Linked DNA regions of Homo sapiens: region 2 is linked to region 1. A link is a loop called in an ENCODE intact Hi-C map of the cell type or tissue named here. Cell type or tissue: Caco-2. All regions are shown on one strand. Links, peaks and the distances in the headings refer to the core of each region. The heading gives the core; the rest is flanking DNA.

Region 1 (11,041 bases), core at 3,111-5,610:
ATACTCAAATGTCCATCAACAGATGGATGGATAAATAAAATATGGAATAGGCACACAATAGATTATTCAGCCTTAAAAATGAATGAAAATCAGATACCTGCTGTAACATGGATGCACCTTGGAAGATATTATGCTGAGTGAAATAAGCCAAACACAAAAGGACAAATATGTGAGTCTATGTATGTGAAGTACCTAGAGTAGTCAAATTCACAGTGAAAATAATGAGAATGGTGGTTACCAGGGGCTGGGTGGGGGGAAGGGAACAGGGAGTTAGTGTTTAATGGGCACAGGGTTTCAGTGTGGGAAGATAAAAAAGTTCTGAAGATGGATGGTGGTGACAGTTGTACAACAATGTGAATGTACTTAATGCCACTAAACTGTACACTTAAAGATGGTTAAAATGGGCCGGCCATGGTGGCTCACGCCTGTAATCCCAGCACTTTGGGAGGCCGAGGCGGGTAGATCACCTGAGGTCAGGAGTTCGAGACCAGCCTGGCCAACATGGTGAAACCCCGTCTCTACTAAAAATACAAAAAATTAGCCAGGCGTGGTGGCGGGCACCTGTAATCCCAGCTACTCGGAGGCAGAGGCAGGAGAGTTGCTTGAACCCAGGAGGCAGAGGTTGCAGTGAGTGAGATCGCACCACTGCACTCCAGCCTGGGGGCAGAGCTAGACTCCACCTCAAAAAAAAAAAAGTTAAAATGATAATTTTGTTATGTATAATTTACCAAAATAAAGAAAAAAAATCCACTAAATCTTTAGAAACACTCAAAATATTTCATTCCTAAATCTGTTCTTTTTTCCTTCTGCAAATTTATATCAGGCACTGCCAAGGATTGTTTTAGGTTCTGGATATATAGTAGCAATGGAATAAACCAAGTCCCTGCTCTCATGAATATCTGGGGGCTGGGGTAGGATACAGGCGGACAATAAACAAATAAGCATGTGATATGTCTGGTGGAAATGGGGCAATAGGAAAAAATGAAAACAGCAGTAAGGGGACAGGGTAGTGCAGAGGCTGCTTAGCGGGGTGGAGGCTATGTTGTACAGGGTGGTCAAGGAAGACCTCTCTGATTTGTGACATTTGAGCTGAGGCACAAAGGGACAGAGGGCTTCAGGCTGACGACACAGCCCAGAAGAGGAGGCCGGTGAGGCTGCAACAGGCTAGGGAGAGAGGAGGTCATAAGGAGGGCTGGAGCACAGAGCTACTTCTTCAGTTTCTCATAAACTTTTAAAGGGACCGTTTATAGGTCAGTATAGAAATATTTCCTCTACCATCCATGTGTCTTTCATTTGCCTTAAAATGAACAGAAAAAACTCTTACATCTTCTGAAAGGCGTTCGTGAGGGCAGCCTGCAGACTGCAGAGACTGCGTGCATCTCCCATTGCTAGAGCGGAGCGCCCTCCAGTGCCTCACTACGAAAACAGCACTTGGCATGGGGTTTTCTGTTTGCTGTTTTCATTTCCTAAACTTTTGTTTTTGGCCACAGAATAATGTGGGCATATCAACCTTCTCACAAAGAATACTGTGAGACTAAGTAAGAAGACAAGTCAAGTGTATGCTTTCAAACAAGCCTGCACTACTTCCAAAGTGGTACAAAGTATATGTGTGCAATGATGTTTTTAATGACCATATAAACTTTAAAAAGGTCCATAGAGAGGCCCTTATTAGGAAAAAAAAAAGTGCCAATTTTTAGCGTGAACTGTGAGTTAAACAGTAAACACAGTCTTCCGCTAAACTAAGACCCTCATTTTACTGGGGCTAGCAACGGGACAATGAAGTAGCAAGTACTGCCTTTTACACTTTTCAATATTTGGGGTTCTGAATATTAATACTGAAAAGTGTCCTGCAAATACAGACACCAGGGTCATTCTTCCTTCTCATTTAGACACAGTGAGGAGAAACAGTTAAGACAGACTTGCTCACTCAAGTATTCTATTAAAATAGAAACCTTACTTTCTAAGGAAACTTTCATTCCTTTATTATATTATTATTATTACTATTATTATTATTATTGAGACGGAGTCGCGCTCTGTCACCCAGGCTGGAGTGCAGTGGCATGATCTTGGCTCACTGCAACCTCCACCTCCTGGGTTCAAGCAATTCTCCTGCCTCAGTCTCCTGAGTAGCTGGGACTACAGGCATGCGCAACCACACCAGGCTAATTTTTGTATTTTTAGTAGAGACGGGGTTTCACCATGCTGGCCAGGCTGGTCTTGAACTTCTGACCTCAAGTGATCGGTCCACTTCAGCCTCTCAAAGTGCTGGAATTACAGGTGTGAGCCACCAATGCCCAGCCCATTCCTTTATTATTAAATAGAGCACCTCTGCCAATCTCAAAGACCTAACTAAGAGAAGGATGTTAACATGTGGTGTAGTTCAGAAGAGGTTCATGGCCACTTACAGAAACACCCATGGGCGGGCCCAGTGTGACAGCCAAGGCTGTCGCGGTAGCCAACAGGCCTTTTTAGGTCTGGAAACAGACTAAATGAACCTGGAACAGACTAAATGAAAACCTGGAAACAGACTAAATGAACAACTGTGGTTATACACATACAAATATATATGTGCTAGAGTCATGTGGAACAACAGTGAACATCATCACTGCTCCTAGATTAACATCGTTAAATGTAAACAAAACATAAAATCAGCTGGGTGTGGTAGCACATGCCTGCAGTCCCAGCTACTAGAGACTGAGGAAGAAGCGCTACTGGTGCCCAGGATGTCAAGGCTGCAGTAAGCTATGATAACACCTGCGAATAGCCACTGCAGTCCAGTCTGGGCAACATAGCTTCACCAGTCTTAAAAAAAAAAAAAAAAAAAAAAAAGCCAGGCGTGGTGGCTCACACCTATAATCCCAGCACTTCAGGAGACCAAGGCAGGCAGATCACGAGGCCAGGAGTTCAAGACCAGCCTGACCAACATGGTGAAACCCCATCTCTACTAAAAATAAAAAATAAAAATAAAAAAATTAGCTGTGCGTGGTGGTGTGCACCTGTAATTCCAGCTACTCAGGAGGCTGAGGCAGGAGGATCGCTTGAACCCAGGAGGCAGAGGTTGCAGTGAGCTGAGATTGTGCCACTGCACTCCAGCCTGAGCGACAGAGTGAGACTCCGTTTCAAAATAAACAACAACAAAAAATCAAAGCAGCTAAATTAACAGCTATTCTAAACCTGGTTTATGGTAGGGAGGATGGGGTGAGAAAGGAAGGAAGGAAAGAAGGAGGGAATGAATCTCAAGTCTGCATCATTCAAGTGAGTTATTTAATTGATACGCTATAACACATTCAAGTAGCAACATGAAATAAACTAAACCTGTTTGAATTACAGTGGATTTAAATTCATACCCAAGTGACCGATATGAAACCACAAATATTATTTCCTTGATTTCTTATTTATTGCCTAATAAAATTCTAAACTTCACAGGATCGTAAGCAATGTGTGGAATTAATGAGGAATTGTGTAACGGCAGAACACAGCTCCAGCTGCACTCAGGGTAGAAAAAAATGTTGTTTTTATAATTAACAACTTTTTATATGTTAAAAAATTTAATTAAACGTACTAATAGCTCCTCCCCAAGGAGCCCAGCTTGCTTTTCCGAGCCTTCTTAGAAACCTGCATTCCTAAATTTCAGCTACCAGCACTATGGGCTTCCTCACAGGGAGTCCCGCATAAAATGGCAACTTCTAGTGGCCACCACCACATTTAGTTAGGAAACTGTGTGACCAAAGGCTGTTTTCAGAAAGTATATCAGTCAGACCGTGGCTGTTCCGAAGCTATCACTGGAGACTGCTGAGGCTGAGCAGTGTCAGCTGCCCTGAGAGCACTCCCCATGGATATGGGTCATGTCTTGGCACAGGCTCACCCACAGCCATGTCTATGTCCTCACCTTTGAGGCTTCAGGTGTGCCTCCTGAGAACACACTACCTGCAGATATCCTGTTATTAGCAACTGACTACCATGAAATATTTCTAGACGAATGAAGTACTCGTGCCACTCAAACATTCTGCAGAATATGGGCACTAAGGAGAGTTATTTGCAAGGACAGAGTCTTCTCAGTGGCCACAGTTACTCAGTTGAGTCGGGTCAAGCATGTGGCATGAAACTGTCCTCAACTTCCCTCTGGATCCATGGGACAGAGAGAGGGAGGGAGGGATCTCTGCAGTAAAGAGTTGATCTTCAGGTCCCGGCCTCCCCCCCTGACTCCTTGGCCTCTCCCACAGAAAGTATGTGGGTAACTCAATGTCCTCTAGATGGCTCTGGTCCACGGTAAAACTCTACCACAGGATAACGGTATGTAGGAGCACGAGCCCCACACAGCTGCAACAGAGCCAGAGGCCAAGGTGAGGCCGTTCAGCAGGCACGGCACAGCTGAGTTGTTGGCAGAGACCTCCCTCGCAGCTACACCTGCCCGGGCAGGTGTAGCTCCCAATTCGGGCCCAGCCACCACAGCCAGTTCTTGCTCACCAGTTTGGCTGCTGCCCACTGGTTTTTGCTCAGGGAAATCTGATTTCCCACAAATTCCACTGTCCAGCCCAGGCATGTCCCCTACCCCTAGGCTACTCCTGGTCTGCATGATGTGCATACAACTGCCTTCCTGGTATTGCCGCTTCCGCAGGGTCTCCTTCTTTCTTTTCTCTTCAGCCCCACTCTAAGCAGTGGCCCTTCTTACTCCATTAAAGCATTCTGAATACTCTCTCTCGGTTCTAGAATGGAGGCCATTCCAGAAGACTCTTGCTCCAGTTCTTGAACCTGTGGTCTACCATCTTGGACCACTGGTCTTTTTATTCTTTCTCCCAGCTTCTGTCAATTCCTTTCCTTCTGGGCTCTGTATCCTGCCCTGCACTCATCCCCTCCAACTCCATCCTCCTCCCTGTTCCTAATAAGTACCCGTCTTCATCCACAGCCCTTTACTTCTCCACCTCTATGGTGAATGGCCATCCTGGTTTGCTGGGACCTAAGGGGTTTCTGGGAACATAAGGCATTCCATGCTAAACCCAGGACAGTCCCAGGCGACTGAGAGGATTGGGCCCTCTGCCTCCCAGGGCCATTTAAAATGACTTTCTGCCTCACAATCCAAAATATCATTTTTGTTTACACATCCCCTTTCTCACCATGCATTTGGGCAACTGAAGTCAACTTCTAATGATACCAATAAACATTTTAAAATATCTAACACTTCACATTGGCCTTTTAATACCAGTTCAAGTAGCAAAGAACACACATTCATCCTTACTCTGAGTGAGTTCTTTTTAATGTGATCATTTTTCCATCTCAGTCATGTTTACCCTGCCTCCTTTTCAGTGAGGTTTCTCCCCTTTCTCGCTCACTGCTTCCATTGTTCTCTGCCTTTCTCTCCCCATCGCTCCCTCTTCTCCCACCTCTGTCCTCCCTTTGGGTCCCTTCCCTCCCTTTTTCCCTTAGTGGCCTCACAGCAGTACAGAGGGACAGTAGTGGTTGTCACGGTAACCTCAGGAGGCTTCAAAGATGAAGCCAACCCTACAAAAGGCCTATTGGGACCCTGACAGGTAACCCCATCCAGGCCCCTCAGCCACCTTCCATGGCCCTGCTGCTTCCTCACACACTGTCCCCTTCCTGTTGACCCAGAATCTCAGGTACTTAGCTTGTAGTTGTCGCCTCTCTAAACTGTCTTCATCTGGTTTTTTCTTTACCAGATTCCTCTCCACCACGGCACTGCAAAATGTGAAGTACCTTCCTGGCACATTCCTTGGCTGCTACCACTGAACACATACAGCCAGGGAGCCCTTTTTCTTTTGGAGTCTTACTATGAATACTTTAGAAAACAGAAACAGAGTATCAACATAAGAAATGAAAAGAGATTACAGGTATCAGAAATCTTGCAAAATTTGCTAGAGGGAATTAAAACAATCCTTAGAGGGAATTTTGTTATTATTATTATTATTATTATTATTATTATTATTATTATCATCACTATTTTTAATAGAGCTTTGCTCTGTCACCCAGGCTGGAGTGCAGTGGTATCATCACAGCTCACTGAAACCCCAAATCCCCAGGCTCAAGGAATCCTCCCACCTCAGCATCCCAAGTGGCTAGGATCACAGGCATGAGCCACCACATCCAGCTAACTTTTAAAATTTTTTTTGTAGTGACAGCATCTCACTATGTTACCCAATCTGGACTTGAACTCCTGGCCACAAGTGATCCTCCCACCTCAGCCTTTCAAAGTGCTGGGATTATAGACATGAGCCACCAAGCATGGCTGTAAAGTAATTACTGAGTGCTTATATTTAGAAAGTAGACCCCGGATGGGTGTGGCGGCTCACATCCATAATCCCAGCACTTTCGGAGGCCAAGGTGGGTAGACTGCTTGAATCCAGGAGTTTGAGACAAGCCTGGGCAACATGGCGAAACCCCGTCTCTCCAAAAAATACAAAAATTAGCCAGACATGGTGGCTAATGCCTGTAGTCTCAGCTACTTGGGAGGCTGAGGCAGGAGGACTGTTTGAGCTTAGAATGTGGAGGTTGCAGTGAGCCAAGATTGCATCAGTGCACTCCAGCCTGGGTGACAGAGCAAGACCTTGTCTCAAAAAAAAAAAAAAAAAAAGTAGAAAGGTCTAAAATTAATTATCTAAATTTCCACCTTAAAAAGGTAAAGGGTAAATTAAACCCAAAGTAAGGTGAAGGTAGGAAATAATAAAGATGAGACAGAAATCAATGAAATAGAAAACAAAAAAAAGAGAAAAATCGATAAAACAAAAAGATGGTTCTTTAAAAAGAGCAAAATAACTCAAGCCAGGTGATAAAATAAAAAACAGAGAAAAAAGAATTACAAATATCAAGGATGAAGAAGGACACATCACTATGGATGACACAAACAGTAAGGAGATGACAGACTAGAGGCAGGGGTAAGGATTAACTGCAAATGGGCTCAAGAGAATTTGCGGGATGATAGAAATTTGGAGGGGGGCCTAACATTGGACTGTAGTGATGGGCCTATAAACTTACTAGAAATTATTTAATCACACACTTACAAAGGGTGAATTGTGTGGTATATACCTTTGTAGAGCTGTAAGAAAAAGGATAAGGAGTCAGCATGAACAACTCCAGGCACGTGAATGTGACAACTTAGATGAAATGGACATAGTCCTTCAAAGATACAAACTACCAAAGCTTACTCAAGAAGAACTAGATAATCTGAATGGCAATATGTCTATTAAAGAAACTAAATTTGTAGTTTAACACTTTTTCCACAAAGAAAACTGCAGGTGCAAACATTTACAGGCAAAATCTTACCAAATTTACACAAATTGTTTCATGAAATAGAAGCGGGAACTCTCCAACACATCCTATGTGACCATCACCATCCTAATACCAAACCCAGACCAAGGCAATATCAGAAAACTATAGGCGATTATTCCTTATGAACACAGATACAAATAATTTTAACAAAATTTTAGCACATGCAATCCAAACAATACATCACAATCAGTGGGGTTTATTCCAGGAATGCAATGGTCAGCTTAACTTTTAAAAAGTCAATCACTGTAATTTACCGTATTAACACACTGAAGAAGAAAAGCCTTATGATCAACACAACAGATGCAAAAAAAAATTTATAAATTCAAATCCACTCGATCAAAACTCTATGCAGGCTGACTTCAGCAAAAACTACAGAAAAAGGACCTTTGAAAATCCTATCCTCCATAAAATCAACAAGAATATTGGCAAAAATTGTCAGAATAAACTTTTTCAGAATTCTAGAAATTAAAGACTTGCAGCAATATAGGGATCATTTATTCAAGAAAAATGTATGAATCTCAGTAAGAACAGCAATTGTCGTGGGGGTTTAGTTTACCCTATCCCTCTTCCCCAGCTCTGTGGTAGACTTGAAAATCAATAGCCCCCATCACAGTGAAAACCAGCAGCATGGCAGCCACTAGAGGGGGAAAGCCCCATTTCTGGAAAATGTCACTATTTGACCTGTCTTGTGGTTCCTTGGAAGACCCTACTTGTAAAACTGTCTTTAATTGACCTGACTCAGAGCTTGCACAGTGGGAACAGTATTTTCCCGGAGGGCATTTGTCCAAACAATCAGAAGTACTTATTTACCATCACAGCTACTTGAGATGGAAGATAACAGGGTAAACAACAGGCTAACCAAAACACTTAAAAGGCAAAAATGGAGAACAAGATACCCATAGAGAGCTCTGAAAAGTTGTGACATGTTCCTGAGACTCTAGGAGGCCACGCACATGTGCAGGGCTGTATACCGGCTAAGGAAAGACCTTAAGTGCTCATGTCTAGCTAACCTTCAGTCTCTGTGGAAGCAGGACAAACTGTGGCTGAATGTTGAAGACATGTCCTGACACACACAGAGTCCCTCAGCAAAGACTAGGAGACTTACTGGTTCCAGGAATTTAAGGAAACCTTTGTCTAATTGTTAGACTACTAAGCTAACCAAGCAGAGACCTCGCTGGTTGCACATGACAAAGAATACAATGCAGAATTAGTTTATTAAAGTCACTAAGCAAACAACAACAACAATAAACCCTGGCAAAAGGGAGAAATCTGATTTCCAGAGTTGCCCCATTATATTACTTAAAATGTCCAGTTTTCAAAAAAATATACAAGACATGCAACGAAAAGAAAGTATGACCTATACACACAGGAAAAAAGTAGTCAGTACAAACTGTCCCTGAGGAAGTCCAGATGTTGGACTTACTAATTAAATCATCTATTTAAAGTATGTTCAAAAAACGAAAGGAAACTATGCATAAAGAACTGAAGGAGTCCAGGTGCAGTCGTTCATGCCTAGAATTCCACTGCTTTGGAGGCCAAGGCAAGAAAATCATTTGAACCCAGCAGTTCAAGACCACCCTTGGCAACACTGCAAGACTCTGTCTCTTCAAAAAATTTAAAAATTAGCTGGGCATAGTGGTGTGTGCCTGTAGTCCCAGCTACTGGGGAGGCTGAGGCAGGAGGATCACTTGAGCCCAGGAGCTGCAGGCTGCAGTGAGCTACGATCTCACCACTGCACTCCAGCCTGGAGACTCCGTCTCTAAGAGAAAGAAAGAAAAAAAGAACTAAAGGAAAGTATGAGAACGATGTTTCAGTACATAGAGAATATCAATGAAGAGATAGAAAGTATAGAAAAGGGCCGGGCATGATGGCTCATGCCTGTAATCCCAATACTATGAGCGACAGAGGCAGGCAGATTGCTTGAGCCAAGTTCGAGACCAGCCTGAGCAACATGGCGAAACCTGATTTCTACAAAAGAATAGAAACAATTAGCCAGGTGCAGTGGTGCACACCTGTAGTCCCAGCTATTTGGGAGGCTGAGGTGGGAGGACAGCTTGAGCCCAGGAGGCAGAGGTTGTAGTGAGCCCAGATTGCACCACTGCACTCCAGCCTGGGTGACAGAGTGAGACTCATTCTCCAAAAAGAAAGAAGTTCTGGATTAAAATGAAAATGATTTGAGTTGGAAGACGGAGCAATCAGCAAACCTAAAAACAGGTCGGCTGGGCACGGTGGCTCACACCTGTAATCCCAGCACTTTGGGAGGCCAAGGCAGGTGGATCACGAGGTCAGAAGATCGAGACCATCCTGGCCAACATGGTGAAACCCCGTCTCTACTAAAAATACAAAAATTAGCTGGACGTGGTGGCGCGTGCCTGTAATCCCAACTACTCGGGAAGCTGGAGCAGGAGAATCGCTTGAACCCGGGAGTCAGAGGTTGCAGTGGGCAGAAATTGCGCCACTGAACTCCAGCCTGGTGACAGAGCAAGACTCTGTCTCAAAAAAAAAAAAAAAAAAAAAAAAAACAAAGACAGGTCAATTGACATTGTCCAGCCTGAGGAACAGAAAGAAAATGGAACAGTCTCAAAGACCTGTGGGGTTCCATCAACTACACCAACATATACGCAATGGGAGCCTCCGAAAGAGAAGAGAGAGATAAGAGAGTAGACTTTTTTGAGAGAACAATAGCCAAAAACTTCCCAAATTTGATGTATACACATCCAAGAAACTCAATAAACTTCCAAGAGGATAAACTCAAACAGATCTACACACATCATAATAAAACCACCGAAAGACCAAGACAAAGAGAAAATCAAGCAAAAAAAAAAAAAAAAAAAAAAAAAAAAAGACTCATCACTTACATAGAACCCTAATAACATTAACGTCTGAATTCTCATTAGAATAATGGAGGCAAAAAGACAGTGCGATAATACGCTTTAAAATGCTCAAAGGAAAAAAAATGCCAATCAAGAATCCTATATTCAGCGGGTAGACATGTCGAGAACAGACCAGTGTGCTAAGGCGGGTGAGGAGCACTGAGTTAACCCCCAGCGTACTGGCGTGGGGACTGTGTGCGCTCACTGGACCCGCTACTGAACAGGTCACAGACGCTGGCCCCCTCAAAAGGCGCCAGAAAAGGACCCTTCTGGACCAGCCTGGATACACTGCCTGAGCTGCTCCTCTAGGGCGAGGGGTGACTCCCCTGTGCCAGGGGCAGCGGAGGAAATGGGAAAGTGGGATGCATAAGACTAGGTGGGTCCTCCCATAGGACATGGGTGACTGAAGAGTCACAGTGCAAGAAGACGTAAGAAGTTCAGACCCAGGCCGGGCACGGTGGCTCACGCCTTTAATCCCAACACTTTGGGAGGCCGAGGCAGGTGGATCACCCGAGGTCAGGAGCTCCAGACCAGCCTGGCCAACATGGTGAAACCTCGTCTCTATTAAAAATACAAAAATTAGCCGGGCATGGTGGCGGACGCCCTGTAATCCCAACTACTCCGGAGGCTGCGGCAGGAGAATCACTTGAATCCGGGAGGCGGAGGTTGCAGTCAGCTGAGATGGCGCCATTGCACTCCAGCCTGGGCGACAAAAGCGAAACTCCATCTCGGAAAAAAAAAAAAAAAAAAAAAAAAAGAAGTTCCAGACCACCAGGCCGGCCATGGTGGCTCACGCCTGTAATCCCAGCACTTTGGGAGGCTGATCCGGGTGGACCCCCTTGAGGTCAGGAGTTCGAGAACAGCCTGGCCAACATGGCGAAACTCTG
Region 2 (11,041 bases), core at 3,090-5,589, 86 kb after region 1:
TCTATACCTCCATATGCATAGTAAATATAGAAACACACATGAGAAATAATAGTGTTAGTTCTGTAGAATAGAAATGAGGCTGAGACTGACAGAAGACTTACTTTTACTTAATATTTTCTTGTACTGCTTGTGTTTTCTCATCGGCATGTATTGCTTTATGATTTAGAAAATGATTATGCTCTCCCTAGTATGTCTTAGTGCAAAGTATAAAATAAAATGTGCTATATTCACAAACTCCCTAACAGAATACTGTAAATTCCCATGGGTACATGGTATTTTATGTGTCAACTCTACTGTCTATGCTTAAAATCAAGTTATACAGTAAAATCTCTCTGAAATAGGTCATGGACAGAATATACTCAAATAATGGTTTCAATAAATTCATCAATGTGAATCAACATTTTCCAAATGTATACTGAACTGATTTAAGGGTTACACTTAAAATCATCAACTTTTCTGATTCAACTGCAAAATCATTATTTACCAGCACTTTCTCAGGTAATTTTTTTAAAGCAGAATAGTTGAAGTTTGCAATTGATATGCTGATTACAAATCATTCAGTAAATTTTACTGTCTGATGCTTGCTTAGTTTGTACACTACTGTATTTATTCTTTCTTGTTATTAAGCATCTTGGCATTATAATGAAATCTTTGTTAACTGCATCATAAATTAGTTAAAAATATCTCTAAGTACTTTCCTGTCAGGAGGCTACTGAAGAACTGCTTCTACTACCTTCAGGAGCAAGACTAAACAGTATTCTTTGGTTCAAGCAATTCTCCTGCCTCAGCCTCCCGAGTAGCTGGGATTACAGGCGCCTGCCACCACACCTGGCTAATTTTTGTATTTTTAGTAGAGATGGGGTTTCGCCATGTTGGCCAGGCTGGTCTCGAACTCCTGGCCTCAGGTGATCTGCCTGCCTTGGCCTCCCAAAATGCTGGGATTATAGGCATGAGCCACGGTGCCGGGCTGACTAAACAGTATTCTAAGCACAGAGGGTAGAAGAAAGAGCTAAAAAATCACCCACAAGGCCGGGCGCGGTGGCTCACACTTGTAATCCCAGCACTTTGGGAGGCAGAGGCGGGCGGATCACGAGGTCAGGAGATCGAGACCATCCTGGCTAACACAGTGAAACCCCGTCTCTACTAAAAATACAAAAAATTAGCCGGCATGGTGGCGGGCGCCTGTAGTCCCAGCTACTCGGGAGGCTGAGGCAGGAGAATGGCGTGGACCCGGGAGGCGGAGCTTGCAGTGAGCCGAGATTGCGCCACTGCACTCCAGCCTGGGTGACAGAACGAGATTCCGTCTCAAAAAAAAAGAAAAAAAAAAAATCATCCACAGACCTTAACAGTCATTCTTTCAGTTAGTCAACAAACTGATAGCTATTGCAGTAAACGCAGGTGGATAGGGCTAATATGAGAAGATAAGAACTGAGGCTTAAATATTATTTTGAAGATTACAAAGAAAAACAACAAGGAAATTTCAATTACTTAACAATAAGTAAACATATCCCAGGTTGATATGCAATTGATATGCATTGATCTAGCAAATAAGCAGTATTTCTATGGTAGTTTAGGGGAAACAAGCTCTTCGTTTACCAGAAATGAAAGAAATGGGGAGACAAAGGAGTCTTTAAAGTTCCTATTTGCACTGAGGGTCAGATGACAAAGAAGCTGACACAAGCATAACAGGCAGGTTTCTAACAGCACCATCTCCCTCCTTCCAACAGAGCCCCACTAGCCTACACAGAACCCATTCTTATGGGGTTCAGGTAGATGTTACCCAGGTCTGGTCAGTCAGAATGAATCCTTCCCATCACAAACTAGCTCATGGCTGTGCACAGGACTCAGCAACCCAGGGTTCTATGCATATGGGGGTTGGGTGGGGTGGAGGAGGAGGAAAACTAAGGGGTAGGAGGGAATGCGAGGCCACAGGATCTGGTCAGGTCTCAGCTGAGATCCACGGTTCCTAACCTTATTGGCGTGAGCAAACAATGTGATCTAATATACTGACAGGACAAATATCCAAAAGGAAGTGCATGAACACAGTCCTCCTGTTCGCCACTGAAAGCATCTTACACTTTCTAGAAAAGGCAAAACATATGTAAACTATGATCCCCACAGAATATAGGCATTTCCAAGCAAAATTACTCAGAAGAATAGCAATGGTTATACTTCAAATGTTGGATTTTGAAAGTCTTTAAAAATATTCTATGTTTGACCGGGCGCAGTGGCTCACACCTATAATTCCAGCACTTTGGGAGGCTGAGAGGGGCGGATCTCTTAAGGTCAGGAGTTCGAGACCAGCCTGGCCAACATGGTAAAACCCCGTGTCTACTAAAACTATAAAAATTAGCCAGGTGTGGTGGCGGGCACATGTAATCCCAGCTACTCAGGCGGCTAAAATGCAAGAATCACTTGACCCCAGGAGACGGAGGTTGCAGTGAGCCGAGATCACGCCACAGCACTCCAGTCTGGGGAACAGTGAGAGACTCCATCTCAGAAAAAAAAAAAAAATTCTATGTTTGAATATTGTATAATAAGTATATACTACTTTGGAAGGAAAAACAGGACAGTTTTAAATACTTTTTGATTCTGATACAAACTGGTACAGAATTTGTTAATGTTATGTCATGTTTACAAAATGAAAGGCTAAGCAAAATGTAAGCGTTTTATTTGAAGTTGATGCTATTTATCAAACAAAAGTTAAGTTTTGTTTTCCTGTGATTTTTTTCATAGCCCACAAGTATAAAACAATGTTTTCACTAGAAGACTGACCCAGGTCCTTTTCCCCAAAGCATAATATGCTACTGTTAACTATTCAGGCATACTTCGTTTTATTGCACTTCACTTTATTGTGCTTTGCAGATATGGTGTTTTTTAGAAATTGAAGGTTTGTGGCATCCTTGCGTTAAGCAAATCTATCAGTGCCATTCTTTCTTTTTTTTTTATTTTTGAGACAGAGTCTTGCTCTGTCGCCCAGGCGGGAGTGCAGTGGCACGATCTCAGCTCACTGCAAGCTCCGCCTCTGGGGTTCACGCCATTCTCCTGCCTCAGCCTCCCAAGTAGTTGGGACTACAGGAGCCCATCACCACACCTGGCTAATTTTTTGTATTTTTAGTAGAGATGGGGTTTCATCGTGTTAGCCAGGATGGTCTCGATCTCCTGACCTCGTGATCCAACCGCCTCAGCCTCCCAAGTGCTGGGATTACAGGCGTGAGCCACCATGCCTATATCAGTGCCATTTTTTCAACAGCATGTGTTCACTTTCTGTCTTTGTGTCAGCCTTTTTTTTTTTTGTAAGCAATAATGTATTTTTTAATTAAGGTACTTACAGAGTTGTTTTAGACATAATGTTATTGCACACTTAATAGACTATATGTAGTATAAACATAACTTTTATATGCACTGGGAAACCAAGAAAAACTTTATGTGACTCACTTTATTGTGTTATTTGCTTTATTGCAGTGGCATGGAACTGAACCTCAGTATCCCCAAGGTATGCCTGTATGTGAATAAAAATAACTACTCTATGTACCAGATCTATGTATCAAAAGAAGTACCAGATATTACAGTAATCTAAACACAGTTAAAAGATGATACTTTAAATGATGTTGTCATCTTTAACTAAGAGTCACTACTTCAAGCTACGACCACTAGTAACAAAAAAAAGGAAATCAATTAATTTGCTATATTTTACACAATCAAGTAATTTATATAGTCAAAGCAACAAAGATTTCATATGGAAAGGATAAACCCCAAAATCGAAAATATTCATGCCTTACCAGTGATGTTGATAATTCAATAACATGCTTTTTTTCAAGAATTCTAACTTTTGTTTGTCTTCAGCTTTCTCTGTATGGTATGTTTTTGTACAAACAAGCTTACAGGTCTCCTTCTTATTAAACGTAAACTGTATTAAAAGGAAGTGGAAAGCAAATTCAGAAAAAATATCCAGGTTTTTCATACCAATATCACAAATAGAGTAAAAGTGCTGGTCCCATTAAATTACTTAAGTGCATTAATATTGGTAATAAATAAATTTTTAAATTCCTCATAGCTCAATCAGATTTAAATTTTAATCCTACTGTGTTTCTCTAAAGACTCGTCATCAAGTTTTCCTTTGATACGTTCTTTTTGGTAATTTCAATCGACTTACCTTTTAAATGTAAATAAGTTCTAGAAGAGAAAAAAAAATCCCATGTAGAACAAAAATGGAACTTTAGTCTCTCCTAGTAATATCCCATGGTCATGTCTTAGGAATTCTGGAGTTAATGGCTTTCTAGTAACAAGCAGACAAATTTTTATGTTCAAATAATCAACAGATGTTAAGTGCCCTCCTTAAGTGTCAGGTGATAGAGATTCAGCAGTGAACAAGAGAGCATGTGACATTCAGATGTCTAAAATCAGGCTAAACATGACTCCAGAAGGCTGAAATTTACCAGCTATACAACCAGCCATAATTCCATCTTTTAATAAATTCAAACTTTATTACATAAGGTGATTAAAAAAATGGCATGGTTCACTTCTAAGCAGCCCACTCTTTTGTATGTATGTATTTATTAACATCCCTAAAGCAGGTGCAGTGAAGCAGCTAAGTGAATGTTTAAGCATAGTCCACTGCTGCCACCTGTCAGCCAATGTTTTCATTCTGTCTGCATTGCTATTTCCAATACAGCCATATCTGTACCACTAGTTGATATTTTAAACCTTATATGAACCTTAAAGATTCATTCTTAAAAAGTGGAAAATGGAAAAACAAAAAAGTATACACACTAAGAAATCAGAAGCACAGACACCAAACTTAAAATAAGTTAAGCAGAGAGACAATATTACACCAAAATGGCAAATCTGACACCTCAATCCAGTGCTCACTTCATTAGGTGAGTCAACCTGTGTGTTCAATTGTGAAGGAAATAGCAAGACTAAGGTGACATTAATGTAGTAATAGGTAACATCTGTTTAGTGCTTCCTATGTTCCATGTACTTTGTATATATCAAGCCTCATGTAATCCTCCAAACAACCCTTATTCATCTTTTACAGATGAGAAAACTGGAGCACCAAGTCACACAACTGAGCATCGGCATAGCCAGGATCTGAGCCAAGTGAGTTGAGCTCCGGAGAACATGCTCTTCAGCACAACACCCTGCAGCCTCTCCCTGTCATGTGTTTAGTTGGGAATTTTATAATATTTTAAATCATGTTTGGTTATGGATGGAATTGTATTTTATTTATGTTTTGCTAAGGATTTTTAAATATTCTTAGCTCCCAAGGGAAACAAATCCTCCTTATAACACGCAAGCACAGCACTGTTCTGTTTCTATTCGGGAAAACGTGGGATTATAATTTTTCCTAAATTATTTCAGTGAGGATTTAACCTTCTCCTTGGAATAATTCTGAAAATCAAAATATCAATCTAGAGTCAGACCTGGGTACGAGTCAACTCCATCTTGTTAGGAGACCAGGGAAAGCTGCGTAACCCTGCCTCAGCTTCAGTTAACTTATGTGTAAAATGGGCGCAGTAACTGCCTTGCAGGGTTGTTGGATTAAATACAGAAACGTGTGTGCAAAACACCTAGCATGCTGACTGATGAAAATAGGTATTCACTAAATAACAGTTATTGTTATGTATCTCACCACCAGCTTTTAGCAAATAGCAGAAAAATTATATCAAAGTCCATATCTGAGGGAAATCATATAAGGCTGCACACTTCTGGCAAGACTTCTCCTCCATGCAGCCTGAGACCATCAGGATTGATGTGGTTTGGCTCAGTGTCCCCACCCAAATCTTATCTCCAATTGTGATCTGAATTGTAATCCCCACGTGTTGGGGGAGGGACCTCGTGGGAGGTGATTAGATCATGGGGGGCGGTACCCCACGCTGTTCTTGTGATAGTGAGTGAGCTCTCACAAGATCTGATGGTTTTATAAGGGGCTTTCTCCGATTCACTCTGCACTTCTCTTTTCTGCCGCCACATGAAGAAGGACATGGTTGCCTCCCCTTCTGCCATGATTGTTTTCCTGAGGCCTCCCCAGCCATATGGAACTGTGAGTCAATTAAACCACTTTTCTTTATAAGTTACCCAGCCTCTGGTATTTCTTCACAGCAGCGTCAGAACGGACTACTACCCACTAGGACTAATGGGCAGGACTAATCCCATTATGCCCTCTACCCTCTGAATATTAGTCACCACCAGAAGTCCAGGATTTCCATGTCATCCTTCCATTCCCACATATGAATCCCAAAATGTATCCCCCCTCAACTGCTTAATCCCTTCCACTATGCCCTGAAACTCATGTGTCACCAGCAGAACACCCTCTAGTTCCTCAACCTCTTCTCAGAATGTTTTCTGGAGCCTGTTCTGATGAAAACCTGGCTGTCCCTGACGGATGCTGCCTCACTGGAGTCTTGCTGGTGGTGCCTGTTTTCTCTCATAGGCCCCAGCGCTGGGCCAGACCATTCTCCCTCCTCCAGAAACCTCTAGCTTTGACTCCCATGTGATCAGACCACACCGCCCCTACTCCTTCCTGTTCTTGTCATCTACCAACCCCAGGTCACTGGCCCTCAGCTCCTGGCTCACTGTCACTGCAACACTCCTCCTCGCTCCTGATTCTTGGTGATTACATCTATATCAACGATCCTTCCAAAACAATGACCTTTTGATCCTCTGCCCTCTCCTCCAGCGACTCTGGTCTTCATCCAATTTCAAAGCACTCCCTCCTCTGGTCGCATTCCACCCTGCCTTTATCAATGACAGCAGTCCCAGCCATTATCTCCATTTCAAGCTTCCCAGTGTCAAACCACCTCCTCCCGTTGTTCCAACTCACTGGCTCAAATGTTCATCACCTCCAACAAGCCCTGGACTCCACTTAAATCGACAGATCCTACAGTCTTTTCACTGTCTCTTACTCCTTTTGTGGCCTCACATGCCCCCTGTGCAAGCTCAAACTCCAAGCTCAACAGTATCTCCATCTTTCATAACATCCAAAGATGTCCTCACATCCTGTGTTCTTCTCTCACTTTTTTGGTATTCACTTGTTAAAACCACAAACCTGGTTAAATCCAACTCAGCAGCACAGCTGGAAATAGCTGGAGATACACAATTAAGCACGCTGGCTGCTGTTACTTCAAACCACCAGCTGGCCAGAGGGTCCCTGATGCAGCCTAGCAGCCGCTCCACACTCCTGCTCTATTAGCTCTCCTGGATCCTACTTGGCTGCTGCCTCCCTCCTCACTCACAGGTGGGGTGGCCATGCTGCCTACTTCACTGAGGAATCAGGAGCAATTGCCACATTTACCTCCCAGCATCATGCCCCATGTCTCTGCCTTCCCTCCAGTTACCACGGATGAACGAGCTCACTGAGGCCAACCTCTCCAACAGTACACTAGGTCCCATCCCTTCTTGCCAGAGCAAGGACACCCACGGCAATCCTTCCCTCTCCTAAATCATCACTTTTCCCGTATCTACTGATCACACTCATCCACATACACACCTTGCTTAAAGATCTATCACAAGTCCTCCTGGCCGGGCGCGGTGGCTCACGCCTGTAATCCCAGCACTTTGGGAGGCCGAGGCAGGCAGATCACGAGGTCCGGAGATCGAGATCATCCTGGCTAACACAGTGAAACCCCATCTCTACTAAAAATACAAAAAATAAGCTGGGCGTAGTGGCGGGCGCCTATAGTCCCAGCTACTTGGGAGGCTGAGGCAGGAGAATGGTGTGAACTCGGCAGGTGGAGCTTGCAGTAAGCCGAGATCACGCCACTGCACTCCAGCCTGGGCTACAGAGCAAGACTCTGTCTCAAAAAAAAAAAAAAAAAAAATCTATCATAAGTCCTCTTTGGGGCGGGTGCCTTGGCTTATTCCCAGCACTTTGGGAGGCCAAGGTGGGCAGATCACCTAAGGTCGGGAGTTTGAGACCAGCCTGGCCAACATGGCAAAGCCCTGTCCCTACTAAAAATACAAAAATTAACTAGGTGTGGTGGCAGGCACCTGTAATCCCAGCTGCTCGGGAGGCTAAGGCAAGAGAAGCACTGGAGCCTCGGAGGTGGAGGTTGCAGTGAGCTGAGATCACAACACTGCACTCAAGCCTGGACAACAGAGTAAGACTGTCTCTAAACAAACAAACAAACAAACAAACAGTCCTCTTTGAACCACGCCATCCTCCAGTTTCCACTCTTTTTCTCACTGCCAGTAAAATAAAAGTCCTCAAGACAGTTGTAGATGTGTCCACCTGCAAATGCTCTTTCCATTCTCTCTCCACCTGGCTATTCTATCACGGCTGCTTTCACATCAATGACCTCAACATTGAAGGCTAAACCCAAGGTCAATCCTCTGTCCTTATCTCACCTGACCCATCAGTGACAAATCAACCAATCCCTCCTCCTAGAAACACTTTCTTGCCTCGGCCTCTGGGGACCACATTCTCCGTTACCCTTCTTTCTCATCAGTGGCTCCTTCTCAGTGTCCTTTGCTAGACTCTCCCCATCCTCCCGACCTATAAAACCAGGTGCCCCAAGGGTCTGAGCCTCACGCCTGTAATTCCAGCACTTTGGGAGGCTGAGAGGGGGCGGATCTCTTAAGGTCAGGAGTTCGAGACCAGCCTGACCAACATGGTAAAACCCTGTTTCTACTAAAAATACAATACCAGGAGCCCTTGGGGCACCTGATTTTATAGGTCAGGAGGATGGGGAGAGTCCTGTGCCTCTTCGAATCTTGTCTTCTTCATCTATACCCACTCCCTTGGGGATCTCTTCAATTCTGTGGCTGTAAATACCATCTATACACTGATGATTCTCAAATATATACTGTGTATATCCAGGATGAAGCCCTTCTCCAAACTCCAAAAGCATATATTTGGCTGTTTATTCAGCATCTCTGCTTGGACACCTAATAAACACCTCTCACTTACCACATCCAAAACTAACTCTTCCCCATCCCCCAACCTGGCTCTTCCCACAGACTGCCCCATCTTAGAAAATAGAAACTCCACACTCCACATCCCATCCCTTGGCAAATTCTGTCGGCCACCTTCAAAACACAGCCAGATTCACAGATTCTGACCTCTTCACCACCCCCTCACCCTTCCCAAGTCAGATCATATTTAGATGAGGGAGAAGGCCTCCTACTGGTCTCCTGGCTTCTCCCCTCGCACCCCCACGGTCCATTCTCAGTACAGCAGCCAGGGTGACCCTGGTAAAATCGAAGCCTACTCAAAACCCTCCAGTGTTAACTAACCATCTTGCTCAGATGTAAAGGCCAATCCTCACAGTGGCCTCTGAGTCATTCTATAATGTGGTCCTGTTACTTCTCTGTGCCCACTGCCTACTATGCTCTATCTTGCTCACCTGCTCAAGTTACACACCTTGGGGCCTCTCTTCAGCTAGAACACCTCCCCCACATATTCACATGGCTCACTCCCTTACTTGCTTCAGGTCTTCTGCTCAAATGTCACCTTCTCGGTAAGGCTTTTTTAAGATTTTAAATCCACCTTTGCAGTAAGCCTATTTAAAATTAGAAATTCCCCACACACCTTCACAGATTTATTTTCAATAGTTCTTTCCTCAGTAATTGAAACATATATTCTGGTAATTTATTTTGTCTCCTTTTCCCCATCAGCATAAAAGATCCATGAGGACAGAGATTTTTGTTTTGCTCACTGCTGTATCCCATCACAGTGCCTGGCACATGAAAGGTACTGAGCAAATGTGTTAACTGAGTGAATGAATATGAGTGCTTAGATCTGAGATGAGATTTTATGGTCCTATGAAATGTGGTTCCAGCTTCACATAATACACACAATGTCTTGCACTGTTGTTTTCCTGACCTAAACAGAAGTCAAATATAAAAGACGACAAAGCAGACTGGGATTTTATTTTGTTGCTGGTTGTTACCTCAGTTTTTACAGCAGATCTAAAATAAGATAAAGCTGGGTGTAGTGGTTCACACCTATAATCCCAGAACTTTGGGTGGCTAAGGCAGGAGGATTGCTTGAGCCCAGGAGTTCAAGACCAGCCTGGGCAACATAGTGAGACCCTGTCTCTCCAAAAAATAAAAAAATTACCTGGGCATGGTGGGCATATCTGTAGTTCCAGCTACTCAGGAGGCTGAGGTGAGAGGATTTATTGAGCCTGGGAGTTCAAGGCTGCAGTGAGCCGTGGCCCAGCCCAGGCCACAGCGTGAGACTCAAAAAAGAAATAAATAAATACATACATAAAGATAAAAATCCTTGAAAATAAAGAATCAATAGTGAAATGAAAAATGTTGGTCAATACATTTATGGCTGGCTTACACCTTGGCCTTAAAATGTGCCTGCTCTGTCCCTTTAAGTTTGGGGCTTAGAGAATTTGTTTTAGTACAGATATGGATCCTGAAACATTCCAGAAGACTCAGGGAAAATGTTGGGTACACAATTTCTCCATTCTAAAGCTCTCCTTTTATTATATTTAACCTCAACTTCTACAACAAAGGATTAAATCTGAAAAGCACTAGGCCCCAAAAAGGGTCCTGTGTATGAGCAAGGAACAGTCCTTGCACAGAAACAGAAATGTGCCCAATGACATCCTACTAAGGGGAGTAACCTGCCTTCAAAGTCTGCCCCAAAGGGCAACACCTCCCCATGGGTTTGAGTATTTTGCTGGGTTTCCTTCTGTTTCCTGCTAGGGACTCCTGCTGTCTTCCCAGTTCACTAAGGGCATTACTGATATTCTTCCCACCCATCATTTCTCAAGGGCAAGACATAAGTAGAGAGATGGGGCTGAGAGGCTGCTGGAATATTTAAGATTGTAAAATTTAAAAAGCATGCCTGAAAACAGTCATCTGCTATAAGAAGAATGCAATACCATTCAAAGTAATCTTCCAAATACCCCAAGAGGGAAGAGGTGTTTCGCAAGTTACATGCCTGCCCTGCTCAATGGCACCCATGTCCATACACTTTGAGTTCCTTCCTCCTCAATGACTTCATCCCATTAGGCCTTTGAATCTACTGTGTTTAGGAAACTTTAAAAGTTACTGGCAATTTTAGGGTAGACAATTTCAGATT

What was found. Hi-C counts contacts between places; a loop is a spot of excess contacts. Peaks named below come from ENCODE experiments on the same cell type or tissue, not always from the same donor. Only the 100,000 strongest peaks of a DNase experiment are listed, where the experiment ranks them.
Region 2: a loop joins it to region 1, with 17 times the contacts of the local background. A loop is called at or near these places in 11 of 110 quality-filtered maps.

The regions. Positions count from the first base shown.
Region 1 is chr13:99,607,932-99,618,972 of GRCh38, reverse strand. The region is part of intron 1 of CLYBL (citramalyl-CoA lyase); the gene reads right to left. Among named protein-coding and RNA genes, the nearest start is that of CLYBL, 6.8 kb to the right of the region's middle. RefSeq lists enhancers at 4,227-4,306, 3,881-4,380. In Caco-2, for the core only: no CTCF peak of the experiment used is centred there; a DNase peak (open chromatin) is centred at 4,293.
Region 2 is chr13:99,522,336-99,533,376 of GRCh38, reverse strand. TM9SF2 (transmembrane 9 superfamily member 2) reads right to left here. Exons shown (of 17, transcript NM_004800.3): 4 at 3,783-3,910. Among named protein-coding and RNA genes, the nearest start is that of TM9SF2, 26 kb to the right of the region's middle. RefSeq lists a silencer at 4,678-4,727. In Caco-2, for the core only: a CTCF peak has its summit at 4,638; no DNase peak of the experiment used is centred there.